2 separate regions of the Homo sapiens genome follow, and region 2 is linked to region 1. A link is an interaction called in ENCODE POLR2A ChIA-PET data of the cell type or tissue named here. Cell type or tissue: PC-9. All regions are shown on one strand. Region 1 overlaps PIGU (phosphatidylinositol glycan anchor biosynthesis class U). Region 2 has its middle 13 kb from the start of PIGU.

The links. Peaks named below come from ENCODE experiments on the same cell type or tissue, not always from the same donor. Only the 100,000 strongest peaks of a DNase experiment are listed, where the experiment ranks them.
Region 2: POLR2A ChIA-PET joins it to region 1 with 11 read pairs; 7 of 35 experiments call an interaction of 5 or more read pairs at or near these places.

The regions. Positions count from the first base shown.
Region 1 is chr20:34,562,498-34,567,497 of GRCh38, reverse strand. The region is part of intron 11 of PIGU (phosphatidylinositol glycan anchor biosynthesis class U); the gene reads left to right. Among named protein-coding and RNA genes, the nearest start is that of MAP1LC3A, 6.3 kb to the right of the region's middle. RefSeq lists an enhancer at 1,540-2,041. In PC-9, no CTCF peak of the experiment used is centred here; no DNase peak of the experiment used is centred here.
Region 2 is chr20:34,687,185-34,692,184 of GRCh38, reverse strand. No RefSeq gene overlaps it. Among named protein-coding and RNA genes, the nearest start is that of PIGU, 13 kb to the right of the region's middle. In PC-9, no CTCF peak of the experiment used is centred here; a DNase peak (open chromatin) is centred at 2,534.

The DNA of each region.
Region 1 (5,000 bases):
AGTTTCCTCAAACTGGGAAGGTGGTTTTGAGGACTGAATGTGGGAAAAGTGCCATGTAAGTGAAAAGTGCCATGTAAGGGACAGTTACTTGTAGCCTCATCCTCAGTCTCACCTTGTGACCTCTCAGACCCTGACACTGAGGTCCAGAGATTTCACTTGTTACTTTGCATCTTCAGAGCTGGAGGGTGGAGTTTTCTCCTCCACCATTTCCTCCTACATAATGTCCGCTCCGGCCTGTGGGTTGCCAGGTTACGCCAAAGTGCTGTCCAGCTCCACAGTCGGCCGCCAGCCTCCTCTGCCTCCCAGCTTCCTGGATCCCAGGCAGGTGGGCAGAGGCTGCTGCACTTTGCCAACTGTGACGGCCACATGCATTCCCCCCAGCGTGGGCTGACTGTCAAATGTCAGTGTCTGTGTCCCCAACAGCAGCAGGAGGCCTGGGGAACCAGGACATGCCTGGGTGATAGCACCTGCTTCTCTAGGAATCTGCAGCCCTGGTGGTGGACAAGGCTGCTGTCCTGAGCCCAGTAGTTTCAAGACACACTGTATTAACAACCTCTACTGGCTTTTTACAAAAAAAGTCAATCTCTCTCTCTCTCCACTGAGTGACAGAGCTGTGAACTGGGGAGAGCAGACTCCGCAGGGTGTAAAGGTACCTGAGGTGTCAGCACAGGCCTGGCATGTAGCAGGACTCAGTTCATGTGGGTGCAGACCCTAGGGGGTTGTGGAAGAACTCAGGATTGGGCCTCTGACAGGCAGGACTGGCCCCTAACTCTTCACTTCCTACCATGTGACCTTTTGCAGGGCCCATAACCCCTGAGCTTCCCTTCTCTAAGTAGGCATTGTCAGCCCTACCCTGGGGGGTTGGAAAGGGACAATATTGTTTTTTTGTTAAAGGGCCTGGACCAGGGCAGACACTCAGAAGATATTCATTTCCCTGTCTCTCCATCCTGCCCTGCACTAGAGCATGTTCTGAGGGTTTCGTTCTACTTCTGATTCATCCTGTCTGTCCCTGGTCACCCCTTTATCAGCTAGCTGCCCCATGAGCTCTTCATCATGGTCCCAGAGGGAGGCGGCCCTGGAGCCCTCATGGCTGCCATAGAGAGGAATGTGGACCGAGCCGTCCCTGGGGGCAGCGCTGAGAGGGTACAGACCAGCAAACAACTCAGAGAGAGCTGGCCCTGTGCCGGGCCTGGGGCCATAGAACTGGAGCAAATGCAGCCCCATTTGGTTGGGAGGCCAGTGGGCAGTGACTTCACTTCAGGGTCCATGTAACAATGCAGGGTTAGAGAAGACTCCTGGCAGGAGATGAGCCTCTGAGGGATAGGTGGGAGCTGCAGCGCTGCTGGGCAGGGCAGGGGGAGCCAGGGAACTTCTGAGCAGGCAAGCGTGCGTGTATGTGTGTGTATCTGTGTGTGTGTGAGTGCAGTGCGAGCATGTGAGCAGTGAGAGCGTGCGTGTATGTGTGTGCATCTGTGTGTGTGAGCATGTGTGTCTAAGCATTGCAAGCTTGCATGTATGTGTGCACCTGTGTGCGTGTATGTGTACCTGTGAGTGCAATGTGAGCGTGTCTGAGCAGTGCGAGCATGTGTGTGTGCAAGCATGTGTGTCTAAGCATTGCAAGCATGCGTGTATGTGTGCACCTGTGTGTGTGCACCTGTGTGTGAGTGCAGTGCGAGCCTGTGTGAGCAGTGCAAGCGTGCATGTATGTGTGTGCACCTGTGTGTGCATGTGTGAGCAGTGTGAGTGTGCGTGTGTGTGCACCTGTGTGTGTGTGTGTGTGTGTGTGTGTCCAGAGAGGTGGCTGCAGGAAGAGAAGAGGGCAAGTCTGAGAAGGGGATTGGCAAGGCAGTATTTCAGCCACATTGGGTGGGATCCAGAGACCTGAGGACACAGAGTGACATGTTCTGGGGTCCTAACTGGCACAAAGACTAGAGGAGCCCGGCCGGGCGCGGTGGCTCATGCCTGTAATACCAGCACTGGGAGGCTGAGGTGGGCGGATCATGAGGTCTGGAGATCGAGACCATCCTGGCTATCATGGTGAAACCCCGTCTCTACTAAAAATACAAAAAAAGAAAAAACTAGCCAGGGGTGGTGGCGCACGCTTGTAGTCCCAGCTTTCTCGGGAGGCTGAGGCGGGAGAATCACTTGAACCGCGGAGGTTGCAGTGAGCTGAGATCACACCATTGCACTCCAGCCTGGGTGACAGAGCGAGACTTCGTCTCAAAAAAAAACTAGAGGAGCCCAGCATTGTTGGTAACAAGCTAGAGCCTATTACTGTCATTTTCCAGATGAGGAAAATGCAGCCCAGGGGACAGGAAGAGACTTAATATCACACAGCCGCTGACTCGCCCATGCAAATTCCACAGCCCCTTGCCCAACTCGCCCCTGTCCAGACTGGGCAAAGGGGCTCTGGGTCTGCAGCTGCTGTGTTGGCTGCACCCTAGGGCCTCTGGGAAATCCCTGCTCTCCTCACGGCCCAAATGGAAAGCCCCAAGGTCAGAAGAGGTTGTCCTGGCTACAGGCTTCCCTCTGAAAGGGCCAGGCCTCTCGGCCAGCCTGGTGTCCTCTCCCTGGGGGCAGGGTGCTCACTCAGGACTGATGACACCCAGGGCTGTGTGCCCAAGCCGCTCACAGGGCTCTTCCCGCCACCCCCTTTATCCTCCAGATTTCCACACACACAGCAGAGTTGACAGCTTTAGCATTGGACACCCATATACATACCCACCAGCGGGAGTCCACCATTCACATCTTCAGGTACTTCTTCCATCATCCCTCAGTCCATCTTACTTTTTTAGTGTATTTCAAATTGAAATGCAGACATCAGTACATTTCCTGCTAAATATTTCAGCATGTGTATCATTTTCTTATGTAAAATTTATTATACAGGGAAAAGTGCAAATCTTTTGTGTACATTTGCCAAAGCTCTCTTTCACTCAGCAAAATATTTTGAGTTTGTTACATACAACAATAGGTCATTGCTGTTAATTTTTTTCCTGTTTCAAGAGCTGGAGTTTTGCTCTGTTGCCCAGGTCGACCTCCTGGGCTTAAGGGATCCCCTTGCCTCGGCTTCCCGAGTAGCTGGAATTACAGGCACAAGCCACCATTCCCAGCTAGTTCATTTATTTTTTAAATAAACTTTTTATTTTAGAATCACTTTAGATTTATAGAAAAGTTGCAGAGATAGAACAGAGTTCCTGTAAGCCCCCACCTAGTTGCCTAAGTTGTTAACATCTTATATTTTACCGTGATGTGTTTGTCAAAACTAAGACACTCACCCTGATACGTTACTATTAGTCTGAAACACTAGAATGGATTTGGATTTCCTGTTGTTCCAGTCACAGCCTCTTTCTCTACCAGGACCCCATCGAGAGGTCCACATTACATGTAAGGTCACATCTCCCCAGTGTCTTCTGCTTTTCTTCTTAGTCTTTTCTGACTTCTCATGACCTTGACAGTTGAGGAGCGCTGGCCAGGTATCTTGTAGAATGTCACCCAATTTAGGTTTGTCCCCCAGTTTAGGTTTGTCTGATGCTTTTCTTAGGACTATCCTGGGGTTGTGGGTTTTTAGAAAGAATACCCCAGGCAAAGTGCCCTTCTCATCACATCTATTGGGGTTACATGCTAGCCACGTGATTTCAAGCTGATGTTAACCTCCACCACGTGGTTAAGATAGTGTTGGCCAGGTCTCTCCACTGTAAAGTTACTCTTTTCCCTTTCCCTGCTCCTCAGGAGGAAGTGAGTAACCAAGTCTAGACCCCCCTAGGCTTAGGAGATGCAGAGTGGACAAGAATTAAGCTCCTTCTATGGGAGGGGGATATAACTACCTACATTGTTTGGAATTCTTCTGGAAGGAAGATTTATCTCCCCCCCCCCATTGATGTATTGATTCATTGATTTATTGGCTGATTTGTTTTAATTGAAGCTTTATTTTTTATTATTACTTTTTGAGACGCAGTTTCGCTCTTGTTGCCTAGGCTGGAGTGCAATGGCGCATCTCCGCCTCCCAGGTTCAAACCATTCTCCTGCCTTCAGCCTCCCAAGTAGCTGGGATTACAGGCATGCGCCACCATGCCCGGCTAATTTTGTATTTTTAGTAGAGACGGGGTTTCTCCATGTTGGTCAGGCTGGTCTCGAACTCCCAACCTCAGGTGATCCGCCTGCTTCGGCCTCCCAAAGTGCTGGGATTACAGGCATGAGCCACCGCACCTCGCCGAAGTTTTATTTTTATCAATGGAATACATGTATGTAGTTTGCAAAGTTAAGGCTTATAGGGGAAAAGAATAGCTACCTAAAGTCTTACTGTTATTTCTGTTGGTACTTCTAAATAACATGCTTACTTTTCCATGTGTACGTTTTTCCGTTTTATATTAGGTTGGATCATATGAAATTGCCAGTATTCAACCATTTTTTTATCTGCAAAACTGGCAATTTCATATGGTCCAACCTAATAACCTAATCTTTTTCTTCCTGCTTCTTGTCCAGATGATTATTGTGTGACATGGAGTTGCTTCGTTTTGATTGTTGTGGATTGTGACTGCACCTGCCCCTCAGCTGACCTGGTTCAGGGATCAGCCTCTGAGCTCAGCCCCTGCTTTGGGCTCCTCCTGCCCAGATGGCATCTCGGGCCTGGGTGAGAAAGGGCTGCAGGGTATGAGGTCAGCCTTTGCTGTGATCACTGCCCCCCAGTGGGCCAGCCTGGAGCTGCCAGCTGGGCAGCTGGGGGCAGGGCCTCGGGGGCTGCCTGAGCTCTGTCTGCTTTGCTGACGCTGTGACCAATCTCGTGCTCATCAGTGATCTGGGCCCCAGGCAGACCACCTTTCTGGGTCCATGGCCATTAGTCCAGTGCTCCAGGTGTAGCCTTAGGCCAACCATTGAACCCTTTGAGTCTCAGTTTCCCCATCTGTTTAAGATGAGGATTGTTCAACCTTCCAGATGGGCTTCTGTGGTGATAGAATGGCAGGTACTTGTCCTGAGGCCATCAGAGCTGCTGGTGACAGGAC
Region 2 (5,000 bases), 120 kb before region 1:
ACATTTTTTACTTCCTTACTTAATTGTAAGGAAATAGTTCAAAATTACAAAGCTTCAATAGGGAGTACAGCGTTTGCAGGTGTCCTTCCCTTCCCAGTTCCCAATTATTGGTCTCCTTCCTGGAGGTAACCAATTCCAGTTCCCTGTGATTCCTTCCAGAGGAATTCTATGCATTTCAAATCCAATGCAGAGTGAGCATGTTGGCTCATGCCTGTAATCCTAGCACTTTGGGAGGCTGAAGCGAGAGCATCACTTGAGCCCAGGAGTTCAAGACCAGCCTGGGCAACATGGTGAAACCCTGTTGTTACAAAACATACAAAAATTAGCTGGGCGTGGTGGTGTAGCCCTGTGGTCCCAGCTACTCAGGAGGCTCAGGTGGGAGGATTGCTTGAGCCCAGGAGGTTGAGGCTGCAGTGAGCCATGATTGCACCACTGCACTCCAGCCTGGGTGACAGAGTGAGATGTGAGATGCTGTCTCAAAAAATTAATAATAAAATAATAAAATCCAACATATAATACATGTATTTTTCATAAACATAGAGACACTATTCTGCACCTTGTTTTTTCATCACTTCATACTCTATCTTGCAGACCTTTCCATATCGATATGGAGAGCAGCCTCATTCTATTTCAAACCTGCATAGTATCCCATCAAATAGATGCACTCTATATATCCAGTCTCATAAGGAGAAAAAGTTTGTTTCCAATATTTTGTTATTACAATGTGGCAATTAATATTTTTACCCATTATTTTGCATATTTATTTGTAATATAAATATCTATTAGTGGGGATTAGTCAGTTGAGGTTATTTTAAAAGTTTAAATAGCATTTTAAAAGTTGACTTAGGCTGGGCACGGTGACTCACACCTATAATCCCAGCACTTTGGGAGGCCAAGGCAGATGGATCACCTGAGGTCAGGAGTTCATGACCAGCCTGGCCAACATGGCGAAACCCCTTCTCTATTAAAAATACAAAAATTAGCTGGCCGTGGTGGCACACACCTATATTCCCAGCTACTCGGGAGGCTGAGGCAGGAGAATTGCTTGAACCCGGGAGTGGAGGTTAAAGTGAGCCAAGATCACGCCACTGCACTCCAGCCTGGGTGACAGAGCAAGACTCCATCTCAAAAAAAAAAAAAAAAAAGGTGACTGATATTACCAAATAGCCTCCATGATGTACCAATTTACACTGCTTATAGGTTTGTCTGTTTTCTTGATATTATACACTCTGTCTTACAGACTCACAGCAACATGTCTTGGAATTCCACTTATGTCAATATACATAGATCTACCTTATTAAAAAAAAAAAACATGCCGGGCATAGTGGCTCACACCTGTAATCCCAGCACTTTGGGAGGCTGAGGCAGCTGGATCACCTGAAGTCAGGAGTTTGAGACAAGACTGGCCAACATAGCGAAACCCCATCTCTACTAAAAGTAAAAAAATTAGCTGGGCGTGGTGGCAGGCGCCTGCAATCCCAGCTACTCAGGAGGCTGAGGCAGGAGAATCACTTGAACCCGGGAGGCAGAGATTGCAATGAGCCGGAATCGCGCCACAGCACTCCAGCCTGGGTGACAAGAGCGAGACTCCATCTCAAAAAAAAAAACCAAAAAAAAACATAGGCCAGGTGTGGTGGCTCACGCATGTAATCCCAACACTTTGGGAGGCCTAGGTTGGAGGATCTCTTGAGCCCAGGAGTTTGAGACCAGCCTGGGCAATATAGTGAGACCTCATCTCTACAAAAATAAAAAGTAATTAGCCAAGTGTGGTAGTGTGCACCTGTAGTCCCAGCTACTTGGGAGGCTAAGGTGGGAAGATCCTTTGAGCCCAGAAGGTTGAAGCTGCAGTAAGCCGTGATGGCGCCACTGCAGTCTAGTCTGGGCAACAGAGTGAGACCCTGTCTCAAAAAAACAAAAATAAAAGGCTCACAGTTTTCCACTGTATGACTTGACTTTAGAGAATTTATTTAGTTATTCTTATTGACAGACATTTGGGTGGTTTTCAATTGTTTGCTGCCACAAATAATGCTACAGTGACTATCCTTGGATATACAGAATAGTTTCAGAGAAGTGAACTGCAAGATTGATAGGTATGTACATTTCAAATTTAACAGATGCTGTCAAATTACTCTCCCAAAATGCTGTACCACTTTAGACTTCCACCCTAAGATGAGCCTTAGGGTGTCATCTGGAACTGGCCCGTGTGCTTCCCTCTGAGTCAAAGCTCAAAGTCTCAGTTATTACTGGGATGTCTAGGCCTTGAGCCCCCTTCTGCAGAATCTGGATGGACAAGCTAAGTATTGGGAAGGTTGTACATAAATGAGGGGCAGGCTGTCCCCCATTAGCCCGGTGGTCACTCAGGTCACACACCCTCTCTAAAGGAAAGAGGCCACCTTGGGAGAAAGTGAGCTCCCCATCATTAGAAGTGACCAAGTGGAGGTTCAGTATCAACAAACGCACTGAGCATTTACTTTGTGCCAGATCTTGGGCCTGGTGTTTTGTCCCAGAGATGAGTCAGCCTTAGTTCCTGACCTCCCAGAGCTTGACACTCATGGAGAAAATAGACAAGTAAACAGACAGTTGTACTAAATACTGAGTTGGACTTCCTTTTCTGACAATATCAGGAACTTCCTGCTACACAACCCAAGGAGATGCTGGAAATAAAAACAACAAACATCCTTTAAAAGGCACAACTGAATCTGCAATAGCTTGTGTTTTTAAAGAAACATTTGGGGAGTTGAAGCTTTGGGCTTATATGAAATTAGAGGTTGCAACTGAGACCCTTGATAAATCTAGGACCCTTGAAGGGCTACACCCACAGTGAAAGAACAAACTAGGGGAAAAACCAACACCTACTAGCGAAGGGAGACAAAAAGGATGTGTCCATCTTGACCTGGTCTTTGGGTAAGAGGGAAAATAATCTCCTGAGAATTTGAAACCACATGCCTACCCTCCATGAGTCTGGCGTTCACATTTGCATCACCTGCATGGCTGGGAATCTCGAAGCTGAGAAATTAATATAAAAAGCGACCCACTCTGAAATGATCTCTCAGATGCCTGGAAGAAATAAATGTAAATCCTCTCTGGAGTGGCTGCTTCTGCCTTGCTCCCCACAACCCCACTGCAGGCTACACAAGATTCCTATATATAAACTAATTGATTGGAAGTCAACTGTACTGTTTAATACTAAAAGAACATGATCTTCTTCAATAGGCAGAAACGTACCGGCATAGCCATACTACATCTACAAAATGTCAGTATCAAGCAGCAGCTTCAAATCCAAAACGGTGAATAAAGTGAAATGGTAGTTGGCGTAGAAGGCAGCAGGAAAGTTGAGCCAATGATGATGTGAAGTCTATAAAACCCTGTGGCTATAAAGAATGTTGAGCTGTACACTCCGTCGGAGATAGTAAAGATTGTTGCAAAGTATTCTGAGGCCCGTAGGAGTGTGAAGTAAATGACTAAGGCAACTGTAATAGATAATGCTTGGAGTATATGCTTTCTTTTTGTTTCTTTTGAGACAGAGTCTCGCTCTGTCACCCAGGCTGGAGTACAGTGGCACGATCTCAGCTCACTGCAACCTGTGCCTCCTGGGTTCAAGTGATTCTCATGCCTCAGCCTCCCGAGTAGCTAGGATTGCAAGCATGCCACCAGGCCCAGCTAATTTTTGTATTTTCAGTAGAGACAGGGCTTCACCATGTTAGCTGCCACAATGAATGCTACAGTGACTATCCTTGGATATACAGAATAGTTTTCAGAGAAGTCAACTGCAAGATTGATAGGTATGTACATTTCAAATTTAACAGATGCTGTCAAGTTACTCTCCCAAAGTGCTGTACCACTTTAGACTTCCACCCTAAGATGAGCCTTAGGGTGTCATCTGGAACTCGCCCTTGTGCTTCCCTCTGAGTCAAAGCTCAAAGTCTCAGTTATCATTGGGATGTCTAAGCCCTGAGCCTGATCTTGAACTCCTGACCTCAAGCGATCCACCCGCCTCAGCCTCCCAAAGTGCTGGGATTACAGGCGTGAGCCACCGTGCCCGGCCTCAGAATTATGGTTCTTAAATTAAGTGCAATGGAAAGCCAATGAAGAGTTTTAAGAAAGGAATTAGAGATATTCATTCATTCATTCATTTGCACATTCATTCATTCATTCAGCAAATCTTTGAGTTCCCCTTTTTTTTTTTGTTTGAGGCGGAGTCTCGCTCTGTCGCCAGGCTGGAGTGCAGTGGCACAATCTCGGCCCACTGCAACCTCCACCTCCCGGATTCAAGAAATTTTCCTGCCTCAGCCTCCCGAGTAGCTGGGACTACAGGCGCATGCCACCACGCCCAGCTAATTTTTGTATTTTTAGTAGAGACAGGGTTTCACCATGTTGGCAGGATGGTCTCCATCTCTTGACCTCATGATCCGCCCACCTCGGCCTCCCAAAGTGCTGGGATTACAGGCATGAGCCACTGTGCCCAGCCATCTTTGAGTTTCTAATGGATGTCAGGGAAAGGGGGAATGGATACCAGGAAGCAACAAGCAAACCTATCTCCTTTCTCAGAGCAGAGAAATGTGTGTATATTTGGGGGATGGGGATGAGAGGCCTGGATGCACAGTTGTAGGGAGTGTGGCTCCTGGGGAGTGAGAGGGATTCAGAGAAAGAAAGTTGGAGGTGCAAGAGCCTATCTACAGCTTTCCAGTTTTAGGCCAAGTTTACATTTTGGTCTTGTTGCTACAGGATAGCTTTTACAATAGTGGGTATTTGTGAGTAGGGGACAGGAAGGAAGGGTTTCAGAAATCTGTCCTCAGGGCGTTATGTAAATCCAAATCCTTCTTTTGGGCCCTTACAATACTTGGGTCTCAGATTGAGGAGGGAGCTGGTATATGGGTCTCCCAGTGGGCCTCACGGGAGACTCCAGCCCAGGACCAGGAGGCCGTTAGTATAAAAGGCCGATAGTGAGAACCCTGGTTTCTGGGCCAAGTGCCACTATTGACTTGCTGTGTGATCCTGGG